Linked DNA regions of Homo sapiens: regions 1, 2 and 3 are each linked to region 4. The links are chromatin contacts, found by Hi-C or POLR2A ChIA-PET in ENCODE. All regions are on one chromosome and are shown on one strand. The core of a region is the stretch at or near the end of the contact, and the rest is flanking DNA. Distances in the headings are between cores, read along the strand shown. Region 1 overlaps NFIC (nuclear factor I C). Region 2 overlaps MAP2K2 (mitogen-activated protein kinase kinase 2). Region 3 holds the start of FZR1 (fizzy and cell division cycle 20 related 1). Region 4 overlaps ZFR2 (zinc finger RNA binding protein 2).

Region 1 (4,714 bases), core at 576-3,075, 380 kb before region 4:
GCCCCCAGGAGTCCAGGCAGCCCTGGAGTGTGGGGAAGGGAAACAGGCCCAGCTCAGCCTACTGACCCCGCTGTCTTCCTGTTCCAGACACGACCGACTTCCAGGAGAGCTTTGTCACCTCCGGCGTGTTCAGCGTCACTGAGCTCATCCAAGTGTCCCGGAGTGAGTGTTCCCGTCAGCCCTGAGCTGGGTCTTGGAGAGGGGAGGGGGCCGCAGGGAGGAAGGAGCCCACCCCCCTCACCCTACTCCTTGTCCTTTCCAGACAACCCCCTGTGTCACTAAGCCAAGGTTCCTAGAAAGGGAGGTGGCCAGGCCCTTCCCAGAGCCCAAGGTCAGGGCTCCCTCCCACCTCTCCAGGAAACAGAATCTAAATGCTGGATGGCAACTAAGGAAACTTCTGCCCCAGCATCCCTCCTCCTCCCTGGGGCCTCCACTGTCCTGTCCCAGGAGACCCCAAAGGACCCCGCCCCTCCTGTCCCCTTGCTTTCTCTGCTGACCTGCTGGGGACCCAGCACATTCCGTCACACACTGTCTGAATCCCACCCCAGCGAGTCCTGGGCGCTGTCCTTCTTTAGCCCTGACTGACACCTTCCCTGTCCAGATCAGCAGAGCCTGGCCTCCAGCTTTGGCTACACCTCTGCCTCACAGTGTGCTCTTGGCCTCTCCCCATGGCCTTGGTCCTCTGATCCATAGAATAAAACTGGTTTCAGCCACCCTAGGAACCGGGCCAATATGGGAAGGGGGTCCCCCTTTGGACTGCACCCAGTGGCTTTCCCTACCTCTCTAAAGCAAACCGCAGCACTGGGCACTGCTTCCTGCCTCACTCTCCTCTGTCACCCTCTGCAGCACCCGTGGTGACTGGAACAGGACCCAACTTCTCCCTGGGGGAGCTGCAGGGGCACCTGGCATACGACCTGAACCCAGCCAGCACTGGCCTCAGAAGAACGCTGCCCAGCACCTCCTCCAGTGGGTAAGTACCCAGGTCCCCACCTCTGGGCATTTCATGACCCCATTCATCAACCCATCCCCTCTGGCCCGAGCTGACTCATTCCTCTCCCTGGAATACCTCTTTTCACGATTCACCTGGCCTGAGAAACTCCTACTCATCTCATCCTTCAAAACCCAGCCAGCCCCACGTGCCTCTTCCCCTAGCCCTGACAGCCCACCGTGGGCTCCCCCAGCCTCAAGTCCTGCCGGCTCAGCCAGCCCTTAGGACCCTCCCCACCCAGAAGAATGCAGACACAGGTTGTTGCTGAGATATGCTTTGTGACCTCGAGCAGGTCACACTGTGTGTGCCCCAGTTTCCCCATCCATAAAATGGGATCATACCCCTAACAGGCAGTTCTGAGGACTACAGGTGGCCAGGAGATTAGCCAGGCTGCCTGGGTTTTGGTCTCCACCATGCTAGCTTGGTGTCCGACCTGTGTTGAGACCCTCCCTGCCTCTGGCCCGGGTGTCCCATCCAAGCAATGGACAGGTTGGAACAGGCGTTCGTAGGGAACGGGCTGAACGCCCGCGGCTCCCGCGATGTCTCGCGATACTACCTCCCTCGCCCCCGCTCACTTAAGGACCGGAAGTAGCAAAGCCCGCCGTCGCGCCCCCCGCCCCGCGTCTCCCTGGTAACCAGCCTCTCCCCTTCCCTCGCCCATAAGGAGCAAGCGGCACAAATCGGGCTCGATGGAGGAAGACGTGGACACGAGCCCTGGCGGCGATTACTACACTTCGCCCAGCTCGCCCACGAGTAGCAGCCGCAACTGGACGGAGGACATGGAAGGAGGTAGGGCTGGTGGCGGGGGCGGAGCCGGCCTTCCGGTCTGAGTCACCGTGGCGGGAACTACGTCTTCCGGCAGCCACTGCGCGGGCGCCGCGGGGCAGGAAGCCGGCCTGGAGCCGCGGGGCCTCCTGGGAATTGTAGTCGTCCCGAGCTGCGCTTGGCTGGAAGTACGGTCCGGGTTCGCGTTCTCGGATCTCTTTGGTTCCGCTGCGGCGAAGGAGGGCAGAGACTGTCCCCTGCCTGACTCTCCTGCCCTCCGGCCGTGAATGCCACATCTCTGTGGGGTCCCCGAGCTGCAGGATGGACTCAGTAGTGACTCTGATCAACAGGGCGCCTCTTCCTGGGATCTGTCATAGAATCCCTCGTCTGTAGGGACCCTGTTTGTCCTCTTCCCCTCTAGAAGGTCCTGAGATGCCGGATCCCTTCTCATTGGGGTCCTTCTTGAGGTTACTTTTTTTTTTAACCAGGTTCCCATCTCCATGGGATCTTCTGGTTCTGCAGGAGACTCGTCTCCTTTCTGTAGGGTCTCCATTCCCATGGCGTCGTTTTCTAGGAAGATTTTATCCTCTTGCTTTTCTGTCTTCAGAAGGGTCCTCTCTGGGGTGTCTTTCTTTCTTTCTTTCTTTCTTTCTTTTTTTTGAGATGGAGTTTCGCTCTTGTTGCCCAGGCTGGAGTGCAATGGCGCGATCTCCGCTCACTGCAGCCTCCACCTCCCTGGTTCAAGCAATTGTCCTACCTCAGCCTCCCAAGTAACTGGGATTACAGGCATGCACCACCATGCCCGGCTAATTTTTTCTATTTTTAGTACAGACGGGGTTTCACCATGTTGGTCAGGCTGGTCTCAAACTCCCGACCTCAGGTGATTCGCCCGCCTCGGCCTCCCAAAGTTCTGGGATTACAGGCGTGAGCCACCACGCCCGGCCTCTGTTTTTGTTTGTTTGTTTGTTTGTTTGTTTTTGAAACGGAGTCTCGGTCTGCTGCCCAGGCTGGAGTGCCGGGGTGCAATCTTGGCTCACTGCAGCCTCGACCTCCCAGGTTCAAGTGATCCTCCTGCCTCAGCCTCCCAAGTATCGGACTGCAGGTGCATACTGCCATGCGCCGTTAATTTTTTTTTTTTTTTTTTTTTTTTTTTTGGTAGAGATGGGGTCTCACTATGTTGCCTAAGCTGGTCTTGAACTCCTGAGTTCAAGTGTGATCTTTCCTCCTGCCTCGTCCTCCCAAAGTGCTGGGATTCCAGGTGTGAGCCACCATGCCGGGCCCCTCTTATTTTTTTTTAATTTTTGTTTTTTGAGATGGAGTCTTGCTCTGTCACCCAGGCTGGAGTGCAGTGGCGAGATCTTGGCTCACTGCAACCCTTCCTCCTGAGTTCAAGCAATTCTCCTGCCTCAGCCTCCCAAGTAGCTGGGATTACAGGCACCCACCACCACACCCGGCTAATCTTTATATTTTTAGTAGAGACAGTGTTTCACCATGTTGGCCAGTCTGGTCTCAAACTCCTGACCTCAGGTGATCCACCCACCTCGGCCTCCCAAAGTGCTGGGATGACAGGTGTGAGCCACTGCTCCCGGCCACCTGTAGGATTTTTAGAAGCAGTATAACATTAGGATTAAGAGGTCAGATTCAGGCATTGGAGAGACCTGGGTTCAGATCCCAGCCCTGCCCGTGTCTAGCTCTGTGTGCTGTGTAACCTGGGGCACATCACTTAACTTCTCTAAGCCTCAGTTTCTTCATCTCCACAATGGGGGTGATGTGAATAATGTTCTTTGGGAGCTACAGGAGGAGGAAGGGTAGGATGTGCGTGAAGCAACCGTCTGGCCCATGCGACATACCCGGGAAACGGGAGGTCACTGTCATCCACGTCTTTATAACATTCCTGTCTCTGACCAGGCTCGGTGGCTCACGCCTGTAATCCCAGCACTTTGGGAGGCCGAGGCAGGCGGATCACGAGGTCAGGAGATCGAGACCATCCCGGCTAACACAGTGAAACCCCGTCTCTACTAAAAATACAAAAAAAATAGCCGGGCGTGGCGGCGGGTGCCTGTAGTCCCAGCTACTCAGGAGGCTGAGGCAGGAGAATGGCATGAACCCGGGAGGCGGAGCTTGCAGTGAGCTGAGATGGCGCCACTGCACTCCAGCCTGGGTGACAGAGCGAGACTCCGTCTCAAAAAAAAAAAAAAATTCCTGTCTCTTTCCGGCACTCGGACGCATCTAGTTGTGACATTTCAGGTGCCAAGGCCCCTCCCTTCCACAGTGTGGGCTCCCAGAGCAGGAACATTCCTAAAGGGTCTCCATCCCTCAGGGGACCTGTCTCAGTATTTATGAGGTTCTTTTTTTGTTTGTTTGTTGTTTTTGTTTTGAGATGGAGTCTTGCTTGTTTTGAGAGATCACGCCAGTGCACGCCAGCCTGGGCAACAGAACGAGACTATGTCTCAAAAAAAAAAAAAGAAAAAAAAAGTCACTTCTGTTTCGTTTTTTTTGTTTTTTGTTTTTTGTTTTTTTTTTGAGACGGAGTTTCGCTCTTATCACCCAGGCTGGAGTGCAGTGGTGCAATCTCGGCTCCACCTCCTGGGTTCAAGTGATTCTCCTGCCTCAGCCTCCCGAGTAGCTGGGACTACAGGCGGGCACCACCACAACCAGCTAATTTTTGTATTTTTAGTAGAGACGGTTTTTACTATGTTGGCCAGGCTGGTCTTGAACTCCTGACCTCAAGTGATCCGCCAACCTCAAGTGATCCGCCCATCTCAGCCTCCCAAAGTGCTGGCATTACAGGTGTGAGCCACCGCACCCAGCCGTGACTTCTCATTAACTCTGTAATTGATGAGGCTGTCAGAATGTAAACTGCACGCTAATTAAAGTGAAAGACCACCTTTGCGATGAGCCAAAGCAACCCTGAGAGGAAAAATTGTAGCTTTAAGTCTATTTATTAGGAGAGGAGAAAGG
Region 2 (4,949 bases), core at 792-3,291, 300 kb after region 4:
CCCCCAGAAAGGCCAAGGGGCACCTCTACGAGGTCCGTAAGCCACTGGCTCTCCTTTCCCCATCCCATGAGGCCCCACTGTCCACTGGGTTCTTGCCCCGAGTTATCCAGTAATAGGTTCAGACCCCAGGGAAGCAGCCAGCCCCACTGTTCCTAAGTTCCAGTCACCAACAAGTGCTTGCCATTTTATATAAATACATCACTGGGCACGGTGGCTCACCCCTGTAATCCCAGCACTTTGGGAGGCTGAGGCGGGAGAATCGTTTGAGCCCAGGAGTTCAAGATTAGCCTGGGAAACATAGTGCCATCCCATATCTACAAAAAAACTTGCCGGGCGCGGTGGCTCACGCCTGTAATCCCAGCACTTTTGGGAGGCAGAGGCAGGCGGATCACGAGGTCAGGAGATCGAGACCATCCTGGCTAACACAGCGAAACCCCGTCTCTACTAAAAATACAAAAAATTAGCCGGCTGTGGTGGCGGGCGCCTGTAGTCCCAGCTACTCGGGAGGCTGAGGCGGGAGAATGGCGTGAACCTGGGAGGTGGAGCTTGCAGTGAGCCAAGATTGTGCCACTGCACTCCAGCCTGGGCGACAGAGCTAGACTCCGTCTCAAAAAAAAAAAAAAAAAAAAAAACAAACTTAAAAAGCTACTCAAGCGTGCTGGTGCACCTGTAGTCCCGGCTACCTGGAAGGTTGAGGCAGGAGGATCGTTTGAGCCCAAGAGGTGGAGGCTGCAGTGAGCTAGGATCATGCCACTGCACTCCAACCTGGGTGACAGAGAGAGACCTTGTACCCCCTACCCCCCACAAAAAAAGAAGGAAAAAAATGCAAAATAAAGATGACATAGAAATATGAGGAAACAGCGTAGAAATACAGGGAAATGGCTGCAGCAGCCAGGACATGGATGCAACACCTGTGCGTGCCGGGTGCCATCCTGGGAGGAGCTCACACAGTCCTCACCCCAGCAGGGACTACGACCTCCCTCAGCTTCACAGCAGAAGCGGCAAGAGTCCTGTCCCGAACCCGTGGTAAGGGTGAGCGGTGGGGCCGAGACCTGACCCGGACGCCCATCCTCAGCCCCGGTGCTAAGCTGCCCCTTTGCCTCACTGGGGTGGCCTGGGAGGGAATGAATCAGGTGCTGGGCAGGCCCTTCCATGGAAACCTATGGGCACTCAGGTGAATTCCGAGAGCATCGTTCAGCATGGAGAGAATTCACAGGGCCGGCGAGGATGGCAGGGATGGCCCCCTTGGATGACTTTACTTCCACGGATGCTGCCCTGTCAGGGCTCACCCAATGCTTTAAAAATCAACGTGCTCCACGTTGTTTTTGTTTGTTTGTTTGTTTTGAGATGGAGTCTCGCTCTGTGGCCCAGGCTGGAGTGCAGTGGCACGATCTCAGCTCACTGAAAGCTCTGCCTCCAGGGTTCACGCCATTCCCCTGCCTCAGCCTCCCAAGTAGCTGGGACTACAGGCACCCGCCACCATGCCTGGCTAATTTTTTTTGTATTTTTTTTTTTTTTTTTAGTAGAGACGGGGTTTCACCACGTTAGCCAAGCCAGAATAGTCTCGATCTCCTGAACTCGCCTCGGCCTCCCAAAGTGCTGGGATTACAGGTGTGAGCCACCGCCCCTGGCTAGACCACCTCGGAACTTTTAAAGGGTGCACTCCATAACACAGACAGCACGGCCTGTGTCTCCCTCCTGCAGCCTGGTGGTCTGTGTGGTGTCCCCTGGGGTGCCAGCACCCACTCTGGGAACCCCCATTTTAAATTCACCAAGAATAGAGGTTGGGGGCGGGTTGCCACACTGTCCCCTTTCTGCATGGGAGGAAGGGGGCTCGAGAACTGAGTCAGCCACACAAAACGAGGATGGACAGAACTCCTGAGTAGCGAGGGTGCCTGCCGGGCGCGAGGAGGAGGGGGAAGACGAGGAAGACGAGGAGGAGGAATAGGGAGCACCACATGACAGAGGGGCTGCCTCAGACCACAAAGCGCTTCCTCATCCTTTCCTCGCCCTTTGATGCCGCCGGCAACGTGACTCTGCGAGCAGCGGGGCAGACGCCAGGTCTCCCTCGCAGGCGGGAAAGGGGCTCCAAGGCGGGTGCTGCCTTGCTCGGGTCACATGGCTACGTGGGGGCCTTGCTCAAATTCACTTCCTGCCTTCATTACAAAACTGTCAAAGGGGATCGCACGTTTGCAGGGTGTCACCCAAGCATTCTGGTTTTGCAAACGACGCTGTGCGGCAGGCGGTCTGATACCTGATGAGCTCGGTGTGGCGGGGTCGGCAGCATTTCCTCCGGGGTTTTGAGCTCTGGCCACTTCTCCTTTTGTTCCACCCAATCTCACCCACTTCTGGGCTTCGAGGCCAGAGTGTCTTAACAAGGGGGCACGTCAGAGTCAATGAAGGGGGTGCCTGTACCCCACCCTAGAGACTGTGGTCCCACAGATCTGAGCTGGGGGAGGCACAGGCCTGCCTTGACAAGCTCAGACTGCCACACTTTCCTGAGAAGGCCATTTAAAAACAGTCATCAGCTTTGTTATGTTTTGAGACAGCATCTCGCTCTGCTGCCCGGGCTGGAGTGCAGTGGCGTGACCAAAGCTCACTGTAGCCTCAACCTCCTGGGCTCAAGTGATCTTCCCACCTCAGCCTCTCATGTAGCTGGTGCTATTTTTATCCCCATTTTTAAATGTTGTTAACAATTTTAAAACAGGCACGTGCCACCACACTCACCTAATATTTTAAATTATAGAGATGGTTTCTCACTATGTTGCCCAGCCTGGTATCGAACTCCTGGGCTTAAATGATCCTCCCACCTCAGCCTCCCAAAATGGTAGGATTACAGGCATGAGCCACCGTGCCCGGCCTAATAGGGATCAGTTTTTAATTGCATCTACCCTGGAACCCAGCAATTCCCTCACACAGCTTACCTCACAGGTGTGCCTGCGAGTCAGTGCCATGTTATTTGAGATAGGGCAGAGACTGGAAACAACCTACGTACCCCCCAAAACGGGAGTGTTTTCCCTCTCTGCTGTCATAAGGACGCCCGGGATACAGCAAGAGAAAAAGCAAAGCTGGGAGGAAGACATGAGTGCTTAAAAAACAAAATCATTGGCTGGGCGCGGTGGCTCACACCTGTAATCCCAGCACTTTGGGAAGTCGAGGCAGGTGGATCACCTGAGGTCAGGAGTTTGAGACCAGCCTGGCCAAGATGGTGAAACCCTGTCTCTACTAAAAATACAAAAATTAGCCAGGAGTGGTGGCGGGCGCCTGTAATCCCAGCTACTCGGGAGGCTGAGTCAGAAGTATCACTTGAATCTGGGAGGTGGAGGTTGCAGTGAGCCGAGATTGTGCCACTACTAGATTCTAGCCTGAGTGACAGAGTGAGACTGCCTCTCAAAAAAACAAAAAGAAAACAAAACAAAACCAAAGGCATCTACATATACATACTTGTATGGCATCGACTGCCTTGAGAAGGATCCCCTGGAAGCCAGCGCACTGTTGCCTCTGAGGAAAGGGGCCGTGAGGGGGTCTTCCTTCTCCCCAACATGCTCTGTTCCGTGGAGGCCCTGCCCCTGCCCCTGCCCCGGACGCACTCACCATGTGTTCCATGCAAATGCTGATCTCCCCGTCACTGTAGAAGGCCCCGTAGAAGCCCACGATGTACGGCGAGTTGCATTCGTGCAGGACCTGCAGCTCGCGGATGATCTGGTTCCGGATGGCCGGCTTGATCTCAAGGTGGATCAGCTGCAAGGGGAGAGGGGCGAGACTGGCTTGGGGGGTGCCCGAAAACGGGATGAAGGCATTTGGGGCCTCTGCTCTGCAGGCGTTCCCAACAGTGGTCAAGACCAACTCAGTACCCCCTCCGCAATTCCACCCCTAGGTGTCTGCCTAGAAGTGGACACATACGTCCACACAGAAACGTGTCCCAAGTGCTCACAGCAGCACGACTCACAGCAGGCAAGGGTGGAAAGAACCCAGGCGTCCACCCAGGGCAGAACAGGCCAACCCAGCGCAGCCCACCCCTCACTGAAACAGGACTCAGCCGTAAAGAGGAACCAGGCCAAGACCCCGGCCACAGCGTGGGTGAACCCTGAGGATGTCATGCTTAGTGCGAGATGCCAGACACAAAAGGCCACATAATATGTGATCCCATTTCTGTGAAATGTCCAGGACAGGCTGATCCAGAGACAGGAAGGGGATGTGTGGGTGCCGGGGGCTGGAGGAGGGGATGGGGGTGACTGCTGATGTGGACAGGGTTCTTTTTGGGGTGATGGAATACTGTAAAATTGACTGTGGTGATGAGGACGATGCCGTGAATATCCTACAATCCACTGAGTCACATACTTTCAAAGGGGACACTGTAAGGTATGTGAATTACACCTCAATAAACCTGTTTTCAAAAAAGACCAATTAAGCAAACACTTAATTCCCACTCAGTTGTAGTGGGAGCTGTGTGAAAGCATTTTTCCCCATCAAATCAGACTTTGACAAAGTGCTTGCCTTTCCCAGGAGGGAGGCAGGGCAATGGCTCCCCTCCAGGCCTCTCTCCACTTGGGGTGGGTCTATCCCGAGCCCCTTCCCACCCTCAAGCTGGAGACACCCCGTGGAGACGTTAGCCACACAGAGCCGCGGGCGCCCCTGAGAATTCTCCCTCTCCTTCAACCCAAGTTCAAGACGGCAGGGGAAATTTTCATCAAGTTGACCCCGGTGCCACTTTAAAAAGGCAAGAAGCCAAAGATCCGCTCAAGAGATGCAGAAAGGAGGCCTGGTGTGTGGCTCACGCCTGTAATCCCGCACTCCGGGAGGCTGAGGTGGGCGGACTGCTTGAGGTCAGGAGTTCAAGACCAGCCGGACCAACATGGTGAAACCCCGTCTCTACTAAAAATACAAATTTAGCCGGGTGTGGTGGCAGGCGCCTGTAATCCCAGCTACTCGGGAGGCTGAGGCAGGAG
Region 3 (4,467 bases), core at 1,892-4,391, 310 kb before region 4:
TGACTGGCCCCAAGGATGCTCCCCAGGAGGAGATAATCCCAGGGTGCAGGACGCAGATATCGAAGCCTCAGCCAAAAGCAAGGCCTGTGTAAGTCAGAGAACTTGGCATCTGGCCTCTGTAGACCTTCGAGAAACTGATAGCACAGAAGAACCAAGTCTGCGTCTTCTGTTCGGTGGGTCCTCTGGGATTGAGCAAGTCCCTGGGGGGCGGAAGTCTGGAATCCAGGTATCTGCAGATCTGTGGCCTCTCTGGAGGCTCCAGGGGAGGATCCTTCCTGCCTCTTCCAGCTTCTGGGGGTGGCCGCCAGTCCTTGGTGTTTCTCAGCTTGTGGCTTCGTCACTCCAATCTCTGCCACTGTCATCACCTGGCCTTGACCCCTGTGTGTCTGTCTCTGTGTTTCTGTGTTAGAATCTCCCTCTCCTCTCCTTTTATTTTATTCTTCTGAGACAGAGTCTTGCTGTGTTGCCCAGGCTGGAGTGCAGTGGCGCGATCTCAGCTCACCGCAACCTCTGCCTCCCGGGTTCCAACGATTCTCCTCCCTCAGCCTCCCGAGTAGCTGGGAATACAGGGGCCTGCTACCATGCCCGGCTAATTTTTGTATTTTTAGTAGAGATGAGGTTTCACCATGTTGGCCAGGCTGGTCTTGAAGGCCTGACCTCAAGTAATCTGCCCACCTCGGCCTACCAAAGTGCCGGGATTACAGCCGTTAGTCACTGCGCCCAGCTCCTCTTTCAGATCTTTATTAAAACATCATCTTTGCAATAAGAGCATCCCCGAGCACTGCATCTGAAACTGTAACCTCTTGCCTCCTCCTTTTCCCTGTTCTCTTTTCTCCTTAACTCAGCTCCAAAGGGGATTTTTTTTTTTTTTTCTGGAGTGCAGTGGTGCAATCTCGGTTCACTTCAACCACCGCCTCCCGGGTTCAAGGGATTCTCCTGCCTCAGCCTCCCGAGAAGCTGGGATTACAGGCGCGTGCTACCACGCTCAGCTAATTTTTGTATTTTTAGTAGAGATGAGGTTTCGCCATGTTGACCAGGATGGTCTCGATCTCTTGACTTCATAATCCGCCCTCCTTGGCCTCCCAAAGCACTGGGATTATAGGCGCAAGCCACTGCGCCGGGCAAGAACTTTTTAAATAACAGCTGTATTGAGATATAGTTTACATACTGTACAATTCATCTGTGTAAAGTGATAATTCAGTGGTGTTTAGTATATTCAGAGTCGGGCAGCCATCATCACATAAATTTTTTTTTTTTTTTTCCGAGACGGAGTCTTGCTTTGACACCCAAGGTGGAGTGTGGTGGCATGATCTGGGCTCACTGCAACCTACACTTCCCGGGTTCAAGTGATTCCCCTGCTTCAGCCTCCCGAGTAGCTGGGACTACAGGTGCGCGCCAGCACACCCGGCTCATTTTTGTATTTTTAGTAGAGATGGGGTTTCACCAGATTGGCCAGGCTGATCTTGAACTCCTGACCTCAAGTGATCTGCCCGCCTCAGCCTCCCAAAGTGCTGGGATTACAGGTGTGAGCCACAGCTCACGGCCATCACATCAATTTTAGAACATATCCATCAACCCCCCAAAATAAAGTCCATTCCAGTCACTCCTGATCCCCCTCTCCCAGCCCTTGGCAACCACTAATCCACTTCCTGTCTCTATGGATTTGCTTATCTGGACATTTCGTATCAATGGAATCACTCACTATGTGGTCTTTTGTATCTGGCTTCTTTCACTGGGCATGATGCTTTCGAGGTTCATCCAATCTGTAGCCTGTGTCCGAGCCTCATTGCCTCATATTGCAAAACACCGTGTCATTGTATGAATGGAGCATTTTCCCTTCATCTGTGGATGTACATTTGGGTTGTGTGCACTTTGTGGATGTTATGAATAAAGCTGCTATGCACATAGGTGTGTGAGTTTTTGCGTGGATGTTACATGTTTGTTTCTCTTGGGTAGATACCTAGGAGTGTTACTGCTGTGTCATGTGGCAATTCTATGTTTAACCTTTTTTTTTTTTTTTTTTTTTTTGAGACTGAGTCTTGCCCTGTTGCCTAGGCTGGAGTACAATGGTGCGATCTTGGCTCACTGCAACCTTTGCCTCCCGGGTTCAAGCAATTCTCCTGCCTCAGTCTCCCCAGTAGCTGGGATTACAGGCGCCTGCCACGATGCTTGGCTAATTTTTCGTATTTTTAGTAGAGACGGGGTTTCACTATGTTGGCCAGGCTGGTCTCGAACTCCTGACCTCAGGTGATCCACCCACCTCCACCTCCCAAAGTGCTGTGATTACAGGCGTGAGCCACCGCGCCCGGCCCATAATTTTTTTAAAAACCTGTTTTTTGTTTTTTTTTTCAAGACGTAGTGTTGCTCTGTCACCCTGGCTGAAGTGCAGTGGCGCAATCTCGGCTCATTGCAACCTCTGCCTCCTGGGTTCAAGGGATTCTTCTGCCTCAACCTCCCGAGTAGCTGGGATTAACTCCGTACCTCAGGTGATCCGCCCGCCTCGGCCTCCCAAAGTGCCGGGATTACAGGCTTGAGCCACCGCACCTGGCCTAAAAACCTGTTTTGTTCCCTGCTGTCTCACTGGGGCCTGGAGGAGCAGCACTTAGGAGCGCAATGCAGGTTTGTTGAATAAATTAATGACTCTCAGCAGTGACGTTTGTACGTTCGGGACACGCACCTGGTGTTGGGTCCCATCTGCGCTCATTAGGCGCGACGTCAATGCCGCACTGAGGTGTGCCTGGCTTCGATCTACCCTAGGAAGGGTCTGCCCTGGGGCGCCCCATTCCGCGACTGTCCCCAGTGGGAACCACGCCCTCCATCTACCAGAGCCATTTCTGCAACGTCTAGCACCCCGCGGGTCCTCTTCCGGCCGCGGTTGCCCTGGGCAACGCGTGGAGCCGCGCTTCCTGTATTGATTTGAATCGCGGGAGACGTCACGTCCTCCCGAGATGCCCAACGCGCGCAGGCGCAGCCACTCGGAGTGGGCAGGGCCTGGCTGGGTGTTGGGCAGGGCCTGGCGGTGTGTGGGGTAGGCGGGGGGCGTGGCCGCGATTAGCCGCGCGCGGCGTGGGGGCGTGGTCGGGTTGCGGGGGTGCGCGCGGCCGGCCGGGCGCGCGCGGCGGAGGGAGGGAGCCGGGAGGCAGCGGAGGAGCGACCGCCGCCATATTAGGGACCGCGGAGCCCGGGATCCCGTCAGCGGCGGCCGCGGCCGGGCCTGCGGGAGCTGCGGAGGCCGGAGGCGGGCGCTGTGCGGTGCCAGGAGAGGCGGGGTCGGCGGGAGCCAGCGAGCCACGGGAGCGAGCCAGGTGAGGCGGCCGGGGTCGGGGACCCGCCCCCCGGGCCCTAGGCGGCGGAGCTTGACTGCGACCCCCCAAAACCGGGACGGCGGGGCGGGCTGCGACCCCCACCCCAGCTCAGGCCCCTCCAGGAGCCCCCAGTCCCCTCGAATGCCGCCTCCCAGGCCGAACTAGGCCCGGGTGACCTCAGCATCCGCGTCTCCCGAGTTAACACCCAAATCCCAGCGTCCCCCCCACGTCGGGGCCTGCCGTGACCCCCACCCCGAGCCACCTGTAAGTCGTGACCTCCCCGCAGCCGCCGTCAGCGTCCACCATTCTTTTTAAAATAGGCTGAGCCCTGCACCCCCAACCAGGGGACCCCACTGCGCACCCCTAGAACAGCAGACCCCGCCTCCTAACCCGGGTGATTTCTCCCTGGCCTGTCATCCCCGGGACTTCCCAGTTCAGACCCTCCCAGCTTGGGTCCTGCCCACACGAAGCCGCCCCCCATCGCTGAGCCTGTGGTGTGCGATGGCTCGCCCAGGCCGCAACCAGCCCCTCGCCCCAGTAAAATGCAGTCCCAGCCCGGGACACCCGGAAACCTGTGTCTGTGGTCACTGTTGTGTCCACCAGTCCCCGCAGGCACGGGTTGAGTGCATGGATGTCCCCGTCTCACCTCATCTCGCTGATTTCTGCTCCCCCACCCTCCCAGCGTGCCCCCTACCAGCCCCCATTCCCCCGAAATCCAGCTCTCCCACCAAAGCCTCAGACGAGCTATCCGTGCACAAGCCCCTCCCTCCTCCGAACTGAACCTCCGTCCTGCGTCCTGCCCCGTGTCTTCTCCAAACGCAAGCCTGGCCATCTCGGATCCCCAGAATATGGAGTGTGCCCCCCATTCAGAGCCGTTTTACCCCTACTCAAACCTGTGACACCCCCTCCCCCTCTTCCACCGTCCAGACCTGTCTCCACCCCACGTCCTGAGACCCCCGATATGCAGATGTTCAGCCTAAATCTGTTTTGTCTTTTCCCCTGTTTTCTCCACCCCAAACTCATCCTCTGGTTCAGGGCGTCTCTCTGGTTCCGATTCCCCCGCCCCGCCCCAGTCTACCGGGCGATGACCTCATGCCTCTCCGTGGTGAGGCCCCCACCCCAACCTATGTGCTTTGAAGGAGGGTGATTTACCTAAGGGAAA
Region 4 (4,635 bases), core at 1,254-3,753:
AACCAAACAGAACAAAACAAACAAACGCCTCTGTACCATGCTGCATTCTGGACACTGGGCAGTGGGTGGGTGTGGATGAGGCACACAGGCCCAGTGGGAGGGACCACGGGCAAGACACCACTCCAGCACGGGATGGGGGACGCCACTCCAGCATGAGATGGGGGACGCCCGCAGGGCGGGGGGGAGGCCGGGTGTGGATGGCTGGCTTGTGGCTGGTGGAGAAGGTGTGGGGACTGGGTGGGTTCCCGGGGTCTCCGTGGGGAGCGTGGGCATGGGGCGTGCTCTGTGAACCTTGTGGTGAGGGGATTCTGTTTCTTCTCTTCCCTCCCCTTTCTACCAGGATGGGCTGGGGGGTGGTGTTTGAGCCACAGGGGGTCTCCCCTCCAGAGCAGGTGGGTCTGGGCTGGGTCACCCAGAGGCCGGTGTGCAGCCAGGATGGGGAGTCCGGCTTCCGCCCCTCTGCCTGGGCCCCTCTGCCCCGGTGCCACGAAGTCGGGCAGACACCTCACATTTCCCTGGCCAGTCCCACATTTGCATGTGAGGTTCTGGGTTTTGAATAGTGGCAGTCAAATGAGGCTGTGGAGAGGGCCGTCTCCCCCGCAAGGGGACCTCAGGGACTCCCACGGCCTCTCCTGAGTACTAGGTCTCCCGCCGGCTCCTTCGAGGGAAAAGGTCTGTCTCTCAGCCTGGGCCTGTCAGGGCCATGGAGGCCCTTGGGGGTCCCAGTGGAGGGCCGGGCCGCCAGGCACTGCCTTACCCAGGCTGGCAGGGCCCCCCAGGTGGGCACACGCCGGCAGAGGTCCCTCAGGACCCTGATGACGATCACGCATGGCTGCAGGCCGCTGGCTCGAGCCTTCGGGGGAGAAGCACACGGTTAGCTTTCAGGGGCTCACGTGGCCACACGGCATGGCGCCGGGCTCTGTCGTGAGCGTGAACCCCAGGGAGGATAATAGGGAGCCTGGCGGGCCTCGAAGGTGGCGGGTGGAAACAGAGTCCACTCCCACATGAGCCCGGTGCCACCAGGCTGTTGAGTGGCCACGAGACGGCAGCGTCCCCACCCCCAGGGCAGCACCCACTCCTTCCACACTTCCCGACCCCATCAGCCAGGAGCCAGCGTTGGTTGTCAAGTCAGCACTCGGCCAGGAAGCTGATGGCAGGCGTCCCGGTCTGCGCTGGGAGCCCACGGGGCTGAGGCGGCCGCGCCGGGTTGACCTGGTGCCTCTGAGCTACGTTCCTCAAAGTCACCCCTCTCCCCCTGCTCCACCCCTGCCCCCCTGACCTGAAACCACCTGGCATGACGGAGGGCGGCCAGGGACTCGAGGCACTTCTTGGGGCTCAGGACATCACCTGCATCAGCCTGAGGCTCCTCCACACCTTCTAGAAGAAAAACCTCGAGGTGTGCGGGGAAGGTGCCTCGTCCCGCTCTGCTGCCGACGGGGTGAGGGGCTCAGTTTGGGCCCCTCGACGCTTTTTTTTTTTTGAGACACAGTTTCACTGTGTCACCCAGGCTGGAGTGCAGTGGCATGATCTTGGCTCACTGCAACCTCTGTCTCCGGGGTTCAAGTGATTCTCCTGCCTCAGCCTTCCAAGTAGCTGGGATTACAGGTGCCCGCCACCACATCTGGCTAATTTTTGTATTTTTAGTAGAGACGGGGTTTCCCCATGTTGGCCAGGCTGGTCTTGAACTCTTGACCTCAGGTGATCCTCCCACCTCAGCCTCCCAAAGTGCTGGGATTACAGGCGTGAGCCACCGTGCCCGGTGGGGATTTTATTTTTTACGTATTTAGAGACAGGGTCTCGCTCTGTGGCCCAGGCTGGAGTGCAGTGGTGTGACTGGAGCTCACTGCAACCTCGAACTCCTGGGCTCACGTGATCCTCCTGCCTCAGCCTCCTGAGTAGCTGGGACTGCAGGCGTGCACCACCACACCCAGCTAATATTTATTTATTTATTTATTTGTTTGTTTGTGTTGAGATGGAGTCTCACTCTGTTGCCCAGGCTAGAATGCAGTGGCGCAATCTTGGCTCACTGCAACCTCCGCCTCTCGGGTTCAAGTGATTTTCCTGCCTCAACCTCCTGAGTAGCTGGGATTACCGGCGCACGCCACCACGCCCAGCTAATTTTTATATTTTTAGTAGAGACAGCGTTTCACCGTGTTGGCCAGGCTGATCTCGAACCCCTCACCTCAGGTGATCCGCCGGCCTTGGCCTCCCAAAGTGCTAGGATTACAGGCGTGAGCCACCGCGCCTGGCCAAATTTTTTTGTTTTTTTTATAAATGGGGTCTCACTACCTTGCCCAGGCTGGTCTCGAATTTCTGGGCTCAAGCAATCCTCCCACTTGGACCTCCAAAAGTGCTGGGATTAGAGAGGTGGGCCGCTGTGCCCGACCTAAAAAGGGAGTTTTAGAAGCTCACCTCCCCACCACGCTGGGCCTGGGGAGAGGAAGCGGGGGCAGGAAAAGGCCGACAGGAAGTGCACTTTCCTGGGGGGCGGCTCACGGGGCTCTTCTGTCACTGATCTGTCCTCACAGAAGGATTTCCGCTCACTTCATCACCCACCCGAGCCAGGAAAGAGCCACTGTCTAGTGGCCGCCAACCCTTAACCCGCCCCCACAACCGCGCCACTCCCCAGCCTCCTCCGCATTTGTGTCACAGCCTTCAGCTAGCGCCAAAAGCCACTCTCTTCCCCACACTGTACTTAGTTTTTAGATGACTATTTGTGAGGACTGATCGTGACTTTCCATTTAATGATTCAAGGCTCTTATTAAAAAACAAAACAAAACACTTAAGCTTTAAAAAACAAATTGGGCCAGGCATGGTGGCTCATGCCTGTAATCCCAGCACTTTGGGAGGCCGAGGTGGGTGGATCACCTGAAGTCAGGAGTTCGAGACCAACCTGGCCAACCTGGTAAAACCCTGTCTCTACTAAAAATACAAAAAAATTAACTGGGTATAGTGGCGCACACCTGTAGTCCCAGCTACTCGGAGGCTGAGGCAGGAGAATCGCTTGAACCCAGGCGGCGGAAGTTGCAGTGAGCTGAGATTGCGCCATTGCACTCCAGCCTGGGCAACAGAGCGAGACTCTGTCTCAAAAAACAAACAAACAAAAAATACCAAATCGATTGAAAGAGAAACATCAGTAGGTCATGGCCCTCAGTTATGACCAAAAAAGATTACGAAGGGGGTAAAAGATGATAGGAGTTTGGAAAACTGCCCTAGAGACTGTTCTGGAAGATTCCACAGCTGGCTGAGACTTCGGGAGCACAGACGTGCAGTGTGTTACTGATGCCTGTCTTCGCTGTGGCCGCTGGCCAAGACCCTCGCTGCCCCTAGCCTGGCCCGGCCCCTCACCCACCCTCCCAGGCCTGGCAGGTCTGGCTTTAAGACCCCCGATTCCCTACATTCCTAATCAGTGGCACTGGGACTGTGGTGACTGATGGACAGAGTCAAACTGAGCTTCTGCCGTGACCCAGGGGAAATGGCTCAGACCTGTCCTTTGCCGCCAGGGCTGGTGTCACCAGGGCCTGAGAAGCAGGTGCCAGCCCTGGGTAAGGGCAAGGGAGGTGACACGGTGTCGCTTGCCCGAGCAAGGCCCCTGCAGCCAGGCTCTGAGCCCATCTGATGCTGTCACCGACTCGCCGCCTCTGCTGCCCGGAGACCCAGCTCTTGTGTGACCCATGGAATCCTCAGGGGGACAGCAGTGCTGGAGCGTGGCTGCTGTGGCATTTCCTGCTCAGGGCAGAGGCGGACGCTGCCCCAGGCCTGGGTGTGGGGAGCGCCCTGGGGAAGCGTGAGGGGGACAGTGGTTGGAAGGAAGGGCTGGGCCGCACCTGGGTCTGTGGAGGGGTCCTCCCGCATCAGAGGTGAGGTGACAGATATGGTGACCTGCATCCTGGGCTCCTCACAGGAGGAGATGACAATGTTGGCTTCAGGGTCGGAGGAGACCTCATACTCATCCTCGGTCACCATCTGGGAGGGGTAAATACAACACAAGGCCACCTTACTGCAGCCCAGATTCATGTGTAAATCAGCCAGGATGTGGTTGGTGTGTGTAAATTAATCCCGTCGGGCCTCCCACACTTGCTGCCTGGGTGCCGGGCCCTGTGCCCTGTGTCTGGAACCTCCAAGTGACCAAGACACAGCCGCAGCCCTCCAGGAGTGCACACATGTAGAGATATGTACAGACAACAGATCATGTGATGCAAGGAGCCTCCATATGTAAAGAATACCTGTAATTCAATAACAAGAAGACCAGCAATCCAATAAAAAAATTGGTGAGTGAAATAACAGATACCTGGCAGAAAAAGAAACACAAATGGCCCTTTTTACACAGTGACACACATTACCCCATAGTCAGGGAGGAGTAAACTAAAACCATAATGAGACGCCACCATCTCCTGTGAGCAGGACATAGCTCAAGAGGTCTGTGTCACAGTCTGGTCTTCCTGTCCATGGTCATCACCCTCCATGAGGCCTGTGCTCACACCTGAGCCTGGCCTCCCACCTGAAACGCACCTCTCTCCCCATCCTCCATCCCTTCCCTTCTCAGGGCCTCCCTGCTGCAAGGCAGCCCCCAGGGGGCTCCGTTGACATTACTGGGGTGGATGTTGTCAGCTTCCCCACAGCCTTATACATTCT

What was found. A loop is a pair of places that touch in the nucleus more often than their neighbours do. ChIA-PET counts read pairs that join two places held with the same protein, here RNA polymerase II (POLR2A). Pooled maps may share reads with other maps.
Region 1: a loop to region 4 is called in a pooled map, with 4 times the contacts of the local background. The contact joins two enhancer-like sites. A Hi-C loop is called at or near these places in 1 of 50 pooled maps. POLR2A ChIA-PET finds 5 or more read pairs at or near these places in 2 of 52 experiments (activated CD4-positive, alpha-beta T cell and activated T-cell).
Region 2: a loop to region 4 is called in a map of natural killer cell, with 8 times the contacts of the local background. The contact joins two enhancer-like sites. A Hi-C loop is called at or near these places in 1 of 168 maps with a recorded cell type or tissue (natural killer cell) and 4 of 50 pooled maps. POLR2A ChIA-PET finds 5 or more read pairs at or near these places in 1 of 52 experiments (activated T-cell).
Region 3: a loop to region 4 is called in a pooled map, with 11 times the contacts of the local background. The contact joins the promoter of FZR1 here to the enhancer-like site in region 4. A Hi-C loop is called at or near these places in 2 of 37 single-sample maps with no recorded cell type and 8 of 50 pooled maps. POLR2A ChIA-PET finds 5 or more read pairs at or near these places in 1 of 52 experiments (WTC11).

What each region holds. Positions count from the first base shown.
Region 1 is chr19:3,433,431-3,438,144 of GRCh38, forward strand. NFIC (nuclear factor I C) reads left to right here. Exons shown (of 11, transcript NM_001245002.2): 4 at 88-162; 5 at 847-970; 6 at 1,653-1,777. Among named protein-coding and RNA genes, the nearest start is that of SMIM24, 45 kb to the right of the region's middle. RefSeq lists enhancers at 675-1,452, 1,453-2,230, 2,157-2,206. Within about 2 kb of position 1,826, at least 40 of the 41 ENCODE cell types and tissues checked have a DNase peak (open chromatin) inside an H3K27ac peak, as active enhancers do.
Region 2 is chr19:4,106,915-4,111,863 of GRCh38, forward strand. It overlaps MAP2K2 (mitogen-activated protein kinase kinase 2), which reads right to left. Exons shown (of 11, transcript NM_030662.4): 3 at 3,595-3,741. Among named protein-coding and RNA genes, the nearest start is that of MAP2K2, 15 kb to the right of the region's middle. RefSeq lists an enhancer at 2,432-2,561. Within about 2 kb of position 2,042, at least 8 of the 41 ENCODE cell types and tissues checked have a DNase peak (open chromatin) inside an H3K27ac peak, as active enhancers do; they include natural killer cell, where a contact is called at or near this core.
Region 3 is chr19:3,503,170-3,507,636 of GRCh38, forward strand. It overlaps FZR1 (fizzy and cell division cycle 20 related 1), which reads left to right and starts at 3,142. Exons shown (of 14, transcript NM_016263.4): 1 at 3,142-3,305. RefSeq lists enhancers at 2,517-2,566, 2,617-2,876, 3,687-3,896 and a silencer at 3,197-3,346.
Region 4 is chr19:3,809,993-3,814,627 of GRCh38, forward strand. ZFR2 (zinc finger RNA binding protein 2) reads right to left here. Exons shown (of 19, transcript NM_015174.2): 14 at 3,828-3,966; 15 at 1,280-1,374; 16 at 758-853. Among named protein-coding and RNA genes, the nearest start is that of MATK, 26 kb to the left of the region's middle. Within about 2 kb of position 2,504, at least 13 of the 41 ENCODE cell types and tissues checked have a DNase peak (open chromatin) inside an H3K27ac peak, as active enhancers do; they include natural killer cell, where a contact is called at or near this core.